2 separate regions of the Homo sapiens genome follow, and region 2 is linked to region 1. A link is a contact called in ENCODE Hi-C or POLR2A ChIA-PET data. All regions are on one chromosome and are shown on one strand. Each heading gives the region's core, a stretch centred on a gene start or an enhancer-like site at or near the end of the contact. The rest is flanking DNA. Distances are from core to core; before and after follow the strand shown. Region 1 overlaps FAM193A (family with sequence similarity 193 member A). Region 2 overlaps GRK4 (G protein-coupled receptor kinase 4).

Region 1 (7,118 bases), core at 3,461-5,960:
CAAGACGTGGGACTAGAGTTCAGATCTAGCTGTCACCTGACCGTGCCTCCTCATAGTGGAGCCAGCAGTGGTAGCTCCTGGACTAGATGTGCAGTCCCAGCTTTCATCTTGATAGCTCCAGAATTCCTCCTTTCCTTGCCACCTTCACTGCCATTGCTTCATCCTTTCTCATCCCCTGACTAACCTACTCGTCCTCCTTCCGCCTTCTGGTTCATCCACAGCATTGCCACAAATTGATCTTTCCACAAAGCTGACCAAATCATCTCACTCTGCTGTTTAAATCCCTCTGTGACTCCCCAGCCCCTTCAGAACAAAGTGGTACAAAGTTGTCTTTGGCCTGGCTGCTGCCCACACTCAACCTGGAGCCTGTCAGGGTGTAGCACTGTCATCCCTGTACGTGCGCCATCCCTTTGCTCCTAACCTCTTCCTGTCCTCCCTCTGCCCCAGCCAGGCCAGCAGGATTCTGCCGAACCATCGCCCATTCTTAAGAACCCTCCAGGGAACCCTCCCACTTGAGTTTAAAGAATTCACTACTCATTTCTGCATCCCAGAGGATGTGATGACCAGGTTGCCCATAACTGGGCACTTCTCCTCTCCAGCAGACAGAAGTCCTGCTGAGGGAGAACCGTATGTCTGCCCAGCATTAGCAAGGACTGGGGGAGAAGGGCCAGGACCCAGATGTCCCACCTCATCCTAGAGCGCATATAATTTGGGGAAAGGCAGACATCAAACCAACAGGCTACAAGTAGGTCTCGAATTATAACTGTGGTAAGTGCTAAGAGGGAAAATGACGGATTTTAGTGTGTTCAGTGGGAAGGCTCGCCTTGGTCTTGGGTGTTGGTTCCTGGGAGGTGACAGCAAAGGCAACGCCGGCTTCTCTGAGGAAGCGATCTTTAGGCCGAGGCCTGCAGGATGAGTGCGAGTGTGGTAGCGAGCTGAGGCTTGCACATTCTAGAGCATGGACACAGCACAAGCAGAACTTAGGGCCAAGAAGGTGAATAGGCGTGTGCCGGCCAAGGGGAGGCCTGTGTGTCCAGGGCTTTGGTGAGCAGGAAGGGTGGAGGTGGTGGGCCCAGCTCCCTTGGAACTTTGCAGGCCAGAGCCTTGGGAAGCCATTGCTGCATCCTGAGCAGGGGAGTGACATGCTCGAATTTACATTCAACAAAGATCACTCTGGCTGTAGTGGGGAGAAGGACTGGGAAGAGTTCGTGGTGCAAATGTGCAGGCTGTTGCACTGCGCCACTGTGAGAACATGGTGCTCAGGATCTCCTAAGGAGGTCAGCAGCCAGGGCCTGTTGCCTGGATAGTGGCTGAGGCAGAGGGAGGACCCAAGGGGGCCCCAGCCTGTGCAGGAGCAGCCAGATGGCTAGTGGCTCAATAAATGCATGGATGTTGGCTAGCCAGCTGGCCAGACCCTGCTCACCTTCCCTTGGTGCCTTCAACAATGGTCTGCCCCACAGGGCCCAGGGCGGGGCTTGCCAATGAGGCAGCTCCTTTGAGAACGCCCTGGTCTTTAGAGCACAGTATACAAATTTCTCTAGGTCATTAGATTTGTGCTGTACCTTGCCTGGGTATAAGAGGTCAGTGTAAGGGTTTTATCCATTTTCATCAGTGATTCCAAAGTTGACTTATTAGTGATGATCATTAAAATGCTTGCTGAGATTAAGCCGTAGAAACAGATCTTACGACGCACATGGCACACTCACATGTGACCCAGTAGGAATGTGAGAAGTTACTGAGTTGTCTAAAGTTTGTTCAGATATACTCCTCAAGGCATCGGTTGCTTTTCATATCTACATCTGGTTGAAATTTGACCTGTCGTGTACAGTCTCATAAATCAAGTCCATGTTTTGTGAGATGTGCTCCCCCTGGGCTGAGCTCAGCTCATGGCGAGCACATCCCATGAGGCTCATAATGAATTGTCTGTCTGTAGTTTAACTACTTACCTAGGTAAACAGAATATTAATTTTGATATGTGATTAGAAAATTTTTTTTTGTAGGCTTTACCGCCAGCACCTGTTCAGAATCACACAAATAAGCATCAGGTATTCAATGCATCTCTTCAAGACCATATTTATCCGAGCTGTTTTGGGAATACTCCAGAGTGGAATAGTTCTAAATTTATAAGTCTTTGGGGATCAGAAGTGATGAATGATAAGAACTGGAATCCTGGCACTTTCTTGCCAGATACAATTTCTGGTAAGGAATTTGTTAAAACTTTCTTGAAGTTTTAAAATAACCTGAGTAGACTGACATCTTTGCCGTAGTCTCCCGTGGAAGCCCTGGCGCAGCTGTAGCCAGCTGCTGCTCCACCACCTCTGTCTCCAGTGGGAGGCCCCTCGGGGCTGTCATCCTACTCCATCCTCTCGCATCTGCCACCAGTCGGTCCCACTGTGTGACAGAGCGGAGCAAGACTCTGGCTCCATGGCTGCCCGTCAGCCCGGTGAGCCACATGGGCGTGGCCTCAGCGCTGCTGAGGGTCTCGTGACCACGGTCGGGTGCCCGGCCTTCAATTCTCGAGCAGTGGTGACAGCCAGACCTCAGCCCCCCCGGTGCACAGGGGCAGGAAGAAAGTGCCACAGTTGACTTAAATCTGTGACTCACACTCCTTCCTCTGGTTACTGCATTGGCGCCACGTGGCATCTCTCCCCTTTACTAGCTCCTTACTCCCCAGCTGCCTCAGCCACTGAGGCCCAGCCGTTACTTCAGTCACAGGGTCAGGGGCACCTGAAAAGGGGCTGGTACCTACTCCTCATCTCTGTCTTCCTGCGGCCAGAGCTCCTGGCAGCCCCACACCCAGCCCCTGCATGTGCCAGAACAGCAGGCTAGACTTGACATCCTGATCTGTGCTTAGGAAGGATTTCTAGCTGTGTGACCTTGGGCAAGTTGCTTGGCCTCTCTGAGCCTCAGTTTCTTCATCTTCTTAGGATGGGAGTAATAGTACCAACCTCAGAAAGTAATTTTAAGACTTTACGTAACTTTGGAAAGCACCTAGCACAGGAATTGGCACATAGTAGGTGCTCAATACAATTTTTTCTTAGATTAAAAGCTAGTTGACTTAGTGTCATCCCAGTGGGATCCTGACTTCAGTAGCACCCCCAGTATCAAGTGTTCAGTCATCAGCATGTCTTTTAGGGTTTAGCTAAGTATGATTGCTGTCAGAAGCCTTAATTTTCCTGTTCTTCTTTGAAGGGAGTGAAATATTAGGGCCAACACTCTCAGAAACAAGACCGGAAGCCCTTCCACCTCCATCTAGCAATGAAACACCTGCAGTCTCGGATAGTAAAGAGAAAAAGAATGCTGCAAAAAAGAAATGTTTATACAATTTCCAAGATGCTTTCATGGAAGCAAATAAAGTTGTCATGGCCACGTCATCAGCCACGTCCTCTGTGTCCTGCACAGCTACCACAGTGCAGTCCAGCAACAGCCAGTTCAGAGTGTCATCCAAGAGACCTCCTTCAGTAGGTAAGGCTTGAAGGCTCACTGGCCCTCGGGGTCTGCAGGAAGGCTGGGCTTACTGACTTCTCGTCTTTGTAACTCATCTTTGTAACTGCCTTTTACTTGGCCTAGCCAGAGGCGTAAGTGTAATTAACTGCCCAAAAATGCTCACACACAGAGAGCTGATCCCCTAGGACTTTGATTAGAATTTTAGCTGTTGTGCTAGATTCCTCTGGGGCTTCGCTGCACTGTCTTGCTTTTGTCTCTGTTTCTGTTCTTCTGTGATTTGAGTTAGGGTCTCACTCTTGTTCGCCCAGGCTGGAGTGCAGCAGTGCAGTCTCAGCTCATTACAGCCTCTGCCTCTTGGGTTCAAGCGATTCTCCTACCTCAGCCTCCCAAGTAGCTGGGACTATAGGTGCCCACCACCACGCACGGCTAATTTCTGTATTTTTTGGTAGAGACGGGGTTTCACCATTTTGGCCAGGCTAGGAGGTCATTGCTTTCTGAGCATGTGGCAAGATTTCTCAGAAGCTGCTTTAGGAAAATGCTGAGCAGATGTGAGCTGACAGGGCTGCCTGTCACCCAGCCTAGGGTACAGCCCCTGGCTGTCACTTAGGGGGCCCAAAAGCAATAATGTGATCAGAGACCAATGGCAACTCAGTAGCTGGCTCGAGGAGGCCTCACTAGCCAAAGCTGGGACAGATTGAGCATTAAAAGGAATGAGGAGGCTGAGTGTGGTAGCTCCCAGCACTTTGGGAGGCTGAGAGGGGAGGGTTGCTTAAGCCTGGGAGTTTGAGACTAGCCTGGGCAACATAGTGAGACCCCGTCTCTAAAAAAAAAAAAAAAGTTAAAAAAACAGGAAGTTTGACTATAGCATACAAATAAAGTCAAGAATCCATAAGGATTGGGATGCTCAAACAGAGCAGTAGGGTGGGAAGCTCCTTCTTCTAAAAGCACACCTCCTCTAAATGTGTAAGAAGGATAAGAGTGGCAAGTCAGCATGCTGCACCCCCAGGGTAACAGCTGGTGCAAGTATGCAGCATTCATGGAGGTTAACAAGGGATATCAGTTTGGGGAATGGAGTATTTCTACTGTTCAAAAGCAGCACCCATAGGGTACTGACAGATTACAGCAGGATGATGGGCGCTTGTGTTAATCAATTCTCACACTGCTATGAAGAAATACCCAAGACTGGATGATTTATAAAGGAAAGAGTTTTAATTGAGTCACAGTTCCACATGGCTAGGGAGGCTTCAGGAAATTTACAATCATGGTGGAAAGCACCTCTTCACGGGGGAGAGAACGAGTACACGGCGAAGGGGGAAGCCCCTTATAAAACCATCAGCTCTCGTGAGAACTCACTCACTATCACTAGAACAGCATGGGGGAAACCATCCCCACGCTTCAGTTGTTTCCACTGGGTCCCTTCCACCACATGGGGGGATTATGGGAACAAAATTCAAGATGAGATTTGTGTGGGGACACAACCAAACCCTATCACTGGGTACCGACAGATTACAAAGGAATGGTGGGTGCCAGACTCTGGAGGAACCTAGCAGACAGTGCCATGCACACCACCATGAAACAGAGAGACACTGGGTGCATCCCATTGCCACAAACTCAGAAGGATCCAACGTAATATTTGCAGGATTTGTGCCCAGAACATTTTATCCAAATCTACCAAGACAAGACAAATCCAAATTGGCAGACAGGTAGCCTATTAAAAATGTTAAGTCTTGTGAAAAGAGAAAAGGGTTGGAAGAGGCTGGGTTAGTGGGAAAGCTATAATGGACATGTGAAGGAAATTGGAAAATGGAATATGGGTTATACCTTAGATGAGAGTATCCTGTCAGTGTTAAATGCCAGTGAGGTGATCATGGTATTCAGCAAAATGTCAAAAAAAGAGAGAGGGAGGGAGGGAGGGAAAGAAAGAAAAGAAAAGAGAGGAGAGAGAAGGGAGGAAATTTTTAAGTAAAAAGCTCGGTACAGTGGCTCACACCTGTAGTCCCAGCACTTTAGGTGGCCCTGGTGAGAGGATTGCTTGAGCCCAGGGGTTCAGGACCAGCCTGGACAACATAGTGAGACACTGTCTCTTAGAAAAAGGTGATTTTTTTTTTTTCTTTGAGACGGAGTCTTGCTCCGTCACCCAGGCTGCTGGAGTGCAGTGGTGCGATCTGTGATCCTCCTGCATCAGCCTCCCGCGTAGCTGGGACTACAGGTATGTGCCACCACGCCCAGCTAATTTTTTGTATTTCTAGTAGAGATGCGGTTTCACTGTGTTAGTCAGGCTGGTCTCGATCTCCTGACCTCATGATCCACCAGCCTCGGCCTCCCAAAGTGCTGGGATTACAGGCATGAGCCACCACGCCCGGCCAAGAAATTTTTTTTAAAAAACCAAACTGTCGATGTTCTGAGGAGTTCATACCGAAGTGTTCAGAGGTGAGTGTAACTTGCAGACGTTCGGCTAAAAAGTGTGTGTGCCTGTAAGAAATAAAGTTTATAAATATGACAGAATATTAGGTCGTGAAGATGAAGCAAGGTGAAGGATGAATGGGTACTCTTTGTGTGTTCTTTCAGATTTTCTACAGGTTTGAACATTTTTGAAACAAACTTGGCAGTGACTCTCGCCTCTCTAAATGCAGGTGACGTGTTTCATGGCATCAGCAAGGAGGACCACAGACACTCGGCCCCAGCCGCCCCGAGGAATAGCCCCACGGGCTTGGCCCCCCTCCCAGCGCTCTCGCCTGCTGCGCTGTCACCTGCTGCGCTCTCACCTGCCTCCACACCTCACCTTGCAAATCTTGCAGCCCCATCATTCCCCAAAACAGCAACCACAACTCCTGGGTTTGTGGACACACGCAAGAGTTTCTGTCCTGCACCCCTACCCCCGGCCACAGATGGCTCCATTAGCGCCCCTCCAAGTGTCTGCAGGTGAGCCAAGTCCTGACTGGGGACGTGGGAGCACTTTGGAAAATGGGTGTTATGCCTCACTAACACAGCTACAGAAACTCCCCTGGGACCATGCAGTGGAAAAGTCTAGTGAAATGCCGAGGGAATGCAGGGATGTCCCCAGCAGAGGCCATGGGTAGAGGGGGGCTCCCATCTCAGCCTGTAGTTTTGCAGAGGGAAGAGCAGGGGCCGTGGGCCGCCATGGATAGGTGGGCCAACTACGCCTAAACACTGACAGCATCGGGGGTGTGCATTGTTTTTTACTCATTGTATAAGTTGTATTTGTTATACCTAGGGTGGAATCAGAGGAAAATGAATGAAATGTGTATATAGTAAAAACACAATACAACAAACACTCAACAGGTGTGTTTTTTTGTTTTTTGTTTTTTTTCTCTGAGACAGAGTCTCACTCTGTCGCCCAGGCTGAAGTGCAGTAGTGCGATCTCAGCTCACTGCAACCTCCACCTCCTGGGTTCAAGCGATTCTTCTGCCTCAGCCTCCCAAGTAGTGAGACTACAGGCATACGCCACCATGCCTGGCTAATTTTTGTATTTTTAGTAGAGATGGGGTTTCACCATGTTGGCCAGGCTGATCTCGAACTCCTGACCTCAAGATCCACCTTCCTTGGCCTCCCAGAGTGCTGGGAGTACAGACGTGAGCCACTGCACCTGGCCAGACTTTCTTTTTAAGACAAATTCTGTTACCTTTGAACTCGCCTGTTTGAAGCTATA
Region 2 (7,118 bases), core at 2,314-4,813, 320 kb after region 1:
CCTTACTAGTTACCTGGAGTGATCATATGGAGTTCAAGAACTTTTAAGTCCCTAAGAGCCAGGCAAGCCATTGGCAAACTAATACTGTATGTTTAACTCAGGAGCAGGTTACACTGCCCGGGTGTGACTCAGATATTACTGCTCCCATATTACAATTCAAAGGAAAAGCCACTAGCATTGCCTTGAAGTTAATTAGAAAGCTGACCTAGGAGGCAGCACACTGCACCTATATCTGTTATGCACCTGCAGCTTGACATGACAAGAAATTGGCCAACGTAGTTGTTACTTCAGGAGAAGTAACAGTACTGTCCCTCTGGTACAGTTCCAGAGACCATGAAGAATATTTTGCCTAATCCAATCGTATGCTTGCTCTAATCCCTCCATGATAGATATTTCTGTAAGAAATCCACCCTCTGTTTGAATATGTCCTAGAACAGGAAAGTCATTTTCTTACTTGGACTCTTGCTAATCTGCCTTTAATGATCTGCAAATGTAATGACTCAGATTTTGTGAAAGAACAGAGGAAAAATTTCTGGAACATGGGTCATGTGTTTACAAAGGAATGAAAGTCTAATTATAGCCACATGTAAGTTTTTAAAACATGTCAGTCTTAATAGGATATAATAGGGACATGTTAGCAAATTTTAGCTATTGTGAAAGACCTGGTGCTGGGCGCGGTGGCTCACGCCTGTAATCCTAGCACTTCGGGAGGCCAAGGTAGGCAGATCGCTTGAGCCCAGAAGTTCCAGATCAGCCTAGGCAACATGGCAAGACCCCATCTCTATTTAAATATTTAATATAAATAAATACATTAAAAAAGAAGATAAGAAAGACTCAGTATAATTATGATTGTATAGATTACTTTTTAACAGATTTACTTGGGTTCCCAAACAAATGATTGGCTGCACGAATAAAGCATGGCAGTTTCCCACAGACTTGCTCTGGAGGTGTTGTACTCTCAGTCAAGGCCCAGAGGCAGTGAGCAGTCAGCTCACCCCTACTCTGAATGCCTGTCAGAAGGAGCCCTGCTTGCCCTCATGCGGGGACAGCCTCGGTGCCCTTTAATCCAGATTCTAATCGTGCATTTGCTTTTTCCAAGTGCTAGCACTTCCTCCAGTGGGCTTGAGAGAGCAAACCTAGTTGGTTTTATTTTGTCAACAGTAATTCTTTCGCTTATGCTTGAAGTCCTCCGAAATGAATTTGTAGGGTCCTGAGTGAGCACAATGGTAAAGGAATTGAGTAGACATCTCTGCTGTCATGGTTTTAGGCCACAGACTGTAGTGGAAAGAGCACGTACTTCAGACGTGGGCAGACCCGAGGTCAGGGTCCTGTCGTATCACTTCCAGCAGCGTGATCTTGGGCCCGCCATCGTGATCTCATCTCTAGCAGGGAAATAATCGGCCCTGCCCGCCAGGCTGCTGTGAGCCAGCGAGTGTTCACACCCAGCTCTCAGCACAGTGCCTGGCACTCTTGTCTGCTTTCCATTCCCTTTCTCTGATTTGCCCATTCCACTTAGAATAATTTGTTTTAAATTAACGATAAAGAGATATGAAGAGATTTTTATGCCAAGTCTTAATGGTAAGAAAATGATTAAATACATATTGGGATAGTCACATTTTAGGAAAACATTTCACGATAGGAAAATAGTCACACAATAAGATTTTTTAAAAGGAGGTTAGGAAATATTACCTATTTTACAATACGAGACCAGTTTTGCCATGAAAGGCTGGAGTGGTGGGAACAGGGTATGTATTCTTGCATACCCATGTAAGAAGGTGGGCCCAAAATCAAATAGAGCAAAATATTAACAGTCATTATCTTGGAATTACGGGTGAGTTTTTATCACTGTCCTTATTACTTCCAATATTTTCCACAATTAACTTTGTATTTCTTTTACCACCAAAATTATTTTATTGATAGATAAAATTAAATCATGTCTTATGTTTGCTTTTAAAGCAGTCCCCTGTGGGGTGTGCAGTGGATGGGAGTTGGAAGAAACAGCAGCCTAATGTTGATGACACAGAGGCACGGGGACCAGAACCTGAGGCTCATGATACTATTTTTTCCACTTTTGTATGTTGGAAATTTTTCATGACATAAAGTTAAAATAATACATAAATACTACTTTAAGAAGTAATAGAATAAAGATATGAAAATTGTGAATTCTATGAAATATATTTCCTTATACTCTTGACATTTTAAATTAAAAAATCAAGAATCTTTTTAGGCCAGGCGCGGTGGCTCACACCTGTTAATCCTAGCGCTTTGGAAGGCCAAAGTGGGCAGATCACCTGAGGTCAGGAGTTCAAGACCAGCCTGGCCAAAATGGTGAAATCCCGTCTTTACTAAAAATACAAGAAAAATTAGCCAGGCATGGTGGCGGGCACCTGTAATCCCAGCTACTTGGGAGGCTGAGGCAGGAGAATCTTGAGACGGAGTCTCACTCTGTCGCCCAGGCTGGAGTGCAGTGGCGCGATCTCGGCTTACTACAACCTCTGCCTCCCGGGTTTAAGCGATTCTCCTGCCTCAGCCTCTGGAGTAGCTGGGGCTACAGGCACCCGCCACCATGCCTAGTTAATTTTTTTGTTTTTTTATTTTTCGTAGAGACGGGGTGTCGCCATGTTGGCCAGGTTGGTTTCGAGCTCCTGACCTCAGGTGATCTGCCTGCCTTGGCCTCCCAAAGTGCTGGGATTGTAGGCATGAGCCACCATGCCCAGCTGAAAAAGAATCTTTTCAGTTTTACTTTTTAAAACTTTTGCACTTTTACAAAAAGTAAAATACACATATGGGGACATTTAAAAATTAAACATTTACCGTGATCACCTATGCCAACTAGTTCCATTTGTACACTGTCTTAGAGTTGATAGAGTACAGTGCATCACTGAGGGAGGAGCCGACTCACACTGACGAAGCTCACCTTTGAAACGGTCTCGGCTCCTCATGCACTGCTGCTGGTCTCTGCCAGTGAGGGTCTCATCAAGCAAAGAGCTTCCTTTGTGTGGCCTAAGAAATGCCAGGTGGACATAAACCTCCTTTATTTTGCTGTTTAAACTAGGTTTGCGCCTGTCAAGTGCGAGCCACAGGAAAAATGTATGCCTGCAAAAAGCTACAAAAAAAAAGAATAAAGAAGAGGAAAGGTGAAGCTATGGCTCTAAATGAGAAAAGAATTCTGGAGAAAGTGCAAAGTAGATTCGTAGTAAGTGTCTCCTCTTAGTCTTCACTGTGCATTGTTTGATTCATAGCACTTTTGTCAGCCGACATGCCGCTCAGCTCACGCTCACTGAAGCCGTGGAAGTCATTTCTTGTTTTCTGAGTTTATGTGGGGGTTTGCTCTTTTTAGTAACAGTTTTGTTTTTAGTAACAGCTCTCTTCTTTCTTATTCAAACCTTAGAAAACATAGAAGGAGTGATACTGCTTCTAACTTCTGGTTTGTTATAAATCTGTAGTCCCCCGCCTCCCATTCTGTCACTCTTCACACCTGCCAGCTTGCAGAGGCTCCAGGTCCATTAGTTACCCGTGTTTCTTGGTGAATTGCCCTTTCCTTTCCCTTATCACAGCCAGCCAGAGCTTATCTCTGTTTGCTCTCAGCCTCCAGTCAATTTCTCTGGCCCCTGGGACACTGTGACTTGGCTGTGCTTGAGGATACCTTCTCTCTCTCTCTCTCTTTTTTTTTTTTTTTTTTGACACAGGGTTTCGCTCTGTTGTCCAGGCTGGAGCGCAATGGCACGATCTTGGGTCACTGCAGCCTCAACCTTCCAGGCCCAAGTGATCCTCCTACCTCAGCCTCCCAAGCAGCTGGGACCACAGGCACACACCACCATGCCCAACTAGGTTTTAATTTTTTTATTTTTATTCTTATTTTTTAGAGATGAGATCTCTGGCCAGGCGCGGTGGCTCACACCTGTAATCCCACCACTTAGGGAGGCCAAGGAGGGTGGATCACCTGAGGTCAGGAGTTCGAGACCAGCCTGACCAACATGGTGAAATCCCGTCTCTACTAAAAATACAAAAAGAATTAGGTGGGCCTGGTGGCGCGTGCCTGTAGTCCCAGCTACTTGGGATGCTGGTGCAGGAGAATCACTTGAACCTGGGAGGCGGAGGTTGCAGTGAGCTGAGATTGCACCACCGCACTCCAGCCTGGGCAACAGAGCGAGACTCCGTTTCAAAAAAAAGAGAGAGAGATGAGATCTCCCTATGTTGCTCAGGCTGGTCTTGAACTCCTGGGCTCAAGTGATCCACCTGCCTCAGCTTCCCAAAGTGTTGGGATTACAGGTGTGAGCTACCACGTCTGGCTGAGGATACCTTCTCTAGCCCCCTTCTCATGTGGGCCTCCTCCCTCTGGCCTCAATCTGCTTTCCGTCTTTTCCTTTTTCTGGGAAGTTTACCGCTAGGCCCTCAACTAGCATATCCCAATTGTATGAAGCCCAAATACCACCTTCCCACCTTTCTGGAAAGGACAGAACATTGGGCGGACTGGTATGAGCTCAGGGGAGCAGTTCCAGGCTTTACGGTGTGCATTGTATAGTGTGGTTCTCATCTCCAAACCCAGTTTCTCTCTACCTAATTACATATGTCCTGTAGCAGCTACTGAAGTATGAAGACTGGTTGAAGGGAGAGTGTGAACGAGAATTTATAAAATGATTTGTAGTGTTAGAGCTATTTCCTCCAAGCCATTTATTTCTTAGCCCGGAGGTTAGCTGCTTTGTGCAGGGGGACAAATGTTCCCAGTGTACCTTCACAGCCAGCATCTGAATTTAATAGCACAGTGTGGGGCCGGGCGCGGTGGCTCACGCCTGTAATCCCAGCACTTTGGGAGGCCGAGGCAGGCGTCAGGAGATCGAGACCCTCCTGGCTAACACAGTGAAACCCCATCTCTACTAAAAATACAAAGAATTAGCCAGGCGTGGTGGCAGGCGCCTGTAGTCCCAGCTACTCAGGAGGCTGAGGCAGGAGAATGGCGTGAACCCCGGAGGCGGAGCTTGCAGTGAGCCAAGATCACGCCACTGCACTCCAGCCTGGGCAACAGAGCAAGACTCCATCTCAAAAAAAAAAAAAAAAATAGCACAGTGTGTGTATATGATATGTCACTCTCATGTGCAATTACTTGAAAATCTGTAATAAAATGGGCTTATCTGGGAGTTGCTTTAAACATATTTTTTGGCTGGGCTTGGTGGCTCATGCCTGTCATTTCAGCACTTTGGGAGGCCAAGGTGGGAGGATCACTTGAGCCCAGGAGTTTGAAACCAGCCTGGGCAACATAGGGAGACCCCCATCACCCTATTTTTTTTTTTTTTGATACAGAGTCTCGCACTGTCTCCCGGGCTGGAGTGCAGTGGCGCGATCTTGGCTCACTGCAACATCCGGCTCCCGGGCTCAAGTGATTCTCCTGCCTCAGCCTCCCGAGTAGCTGGTTTTACAGGTGCCCACCACCACACCCAGCTAATTTTTTGTATTATTAGTAGCGACAGGGTTTCACTTTGTTGGCCAGGCTGGTCTCAAACTCCTGACCTTGTGATCTACCCACCTTGGCCTCCCAGAATGCTGGGGATTACAGGTGTGAGCCACCAAGCCTGGCCTCTACAAAAAAAATTTTTTTTAAAAGGCCAGGCACTGTGGCTCACGCCCTGTAATCCCAGCACTTTGGGAGGCCAAGGCCTGCAGATCACCTGAGGTCAGGAGTTCGAGACCAGCCTGGCCAACATGGTGAAACCCTGTCTCTAATAAAATACAAAAATTAGCTGGGTGTGTGGTGGCGAGCACCTGTAATCCAAGCTACTTGGGTGGCTGAGACAGGAGAATTGCTTGAACTCAGAAGACGGAGGTTGCAGTGAGCCCAGATTGCGCCATTGTACTCCAGCCTGTGTACTCCAGCCTGGGTGACAGAGTGAGACTCAATCTCCAAAAAAAAAAAAAAAAAAATTAGCCAGGCATGGTGGTGTGTGACTGTAGTCCCAGCTACTCAGAAGGCTGTGGTGGGAGGATTGCTTGAACCCAGGTGGTCAGGGCTGCAGTGAGCCATTATTGCCCACTGCACTCCAGCCTGGGTGACAGAGTGAGATCCCATCTCAAAAACAAAGCAAAACAAAAAAAAAAATACAAAAAAACAAAACAAAAAAAACCCCCGTGTAACTACCTTGGAACATAGAAATCCACAATCTAGCTTTATGAAAAGAACAGAAACAGTTGTTACAGTTTCTTTTGCTTAAATGCTTTGATTTCTATATCGTTGGCCTCTCCCAAGGAACCTAGAGACATTTTTCTCCTTCCCTATGGTGTTTTCTCCCTGCTTAACCTAGAGACATTTTTCTCCTTCTGTGATGGTGTTTACCCCCTGCTTACAGTGGCATGTTCATCCCTGCTGCGCCCTGACCCATGGCAGTAATGCCTCTCCCTGGAGCCCTCTGCCCCTGCCTGCACCCTCGCCCCTCACAGTCTGTTCTCCACGGAGCAGTGCAAGGCAGTCTGTGGACAAGTTAAATTAGTCATCCACTTTCCTGATTAAAAACTCCAGTGGCCACCTGCCACTCTGAGAATAAAATTAGACTCAGCTCTGGCCTTTCAGGCACTGAGGGACCTGGCTCCTGCAGCCTCTGCCACATCAGGCCTGGGGTCTGACTGCACTCTGCCTGAAGCATCACTGCCTTTCCCTCTTGCCCTTGGTCTCCCTCCCCATAGGCAGTCTGTGAGTCGCCCATCACTCTGTTGGATGGTTTCTTTGCATTGGTTCATCTGTCATCTGTAACTGCCCAGGCCTCCTCCACCACGATATTAGGACAGAGCTCCTCAGGGCCATGCTCACCACTGCATCCCAGCTGCCCACAACAAGGCTGGCGTGATAAAAGATTCTCAATATAATTTTAATATATATTAAGCAGATGTTGAATGAATATTCACAAGAGGAGAGAAAGTAAGGGATCCTTACTAATTCAAGGGCCAGTGAGAATTCCTTGTGGTTTAATTCTGTGGTCTGTTGCATGCCGGCTGGGGCCTCCTCTCCTCCATTCTCAGCACCTCTGTTACTGTTTTAATACATCATGACCAAGTTGGATTTATTCCAGGAATGAAAATCAAATAATGTAATTTATCACGTTACCAGAATAAAGGGAAGAACCATATGG

The links. A loop is a pair of places that touch in the nucleus more often than their neighbours do. ChIA-PET counts read pairs that join two places held with the same protein, here RNA polymerase II (POLR2A). Pooled maps may share reads with other maps.
Region 2: a pooled map shows a loop between it and region 1 (2.4-fold over the local background). The contact joins two enhancer-like sites. A Hi-C loop is called at or near these places in 2 of 50 pooled maps. POLR2A ChIA-PET finds 5 or more read pairs at or near these places in 2 of 52 experiments (OCI-LY7 and activated naive CD4-positive, alpha-beta T cell).

What each region holds. Positions count from the first base shown.
Region 1 is chr4:2,687,506-2,694,623 of GRCh38, forward strand. FAM193A (family with sequence similarity 193 member A) reads left to right here. Exons shown (of 21, transcript NM_001366318.2): 14 at 2,001-2,199; 15 at 3,193-3,465; 16 at 6,081-6,369. Among named protein-coding and RNA genes, the nearest start is that of TNIP2, 65 kb to the right of the region's middle. Within about 2 kb of position 4,711, at least 2 of the 41 ENCODE cell types and tissues checked have a DNase peak (open chromatin) inside an H3K27ac peak, as active enhancers do.
Region 2 is chr4:3,010,633-3,017,750 of GRCh38, forward strand. GRK4 (G protein-coupled receptor kinase 4) reads left to right here. Exons shown (of 16, transcript NM_182982.3): 8 at 3,056-3,196. Among named protein-coding and RNA genes, the nearest start is that of GRK4, 51 kb to the left of the region's middle. RefSeq lists an enhancer at 3,086-3,145. Within about 2 kb of position 3,564, at least 3 of the 41 ENCODE cell types and tissues checked have a DNase peak (open chromatin) inside an H3K27ac peak, as active enhancers do.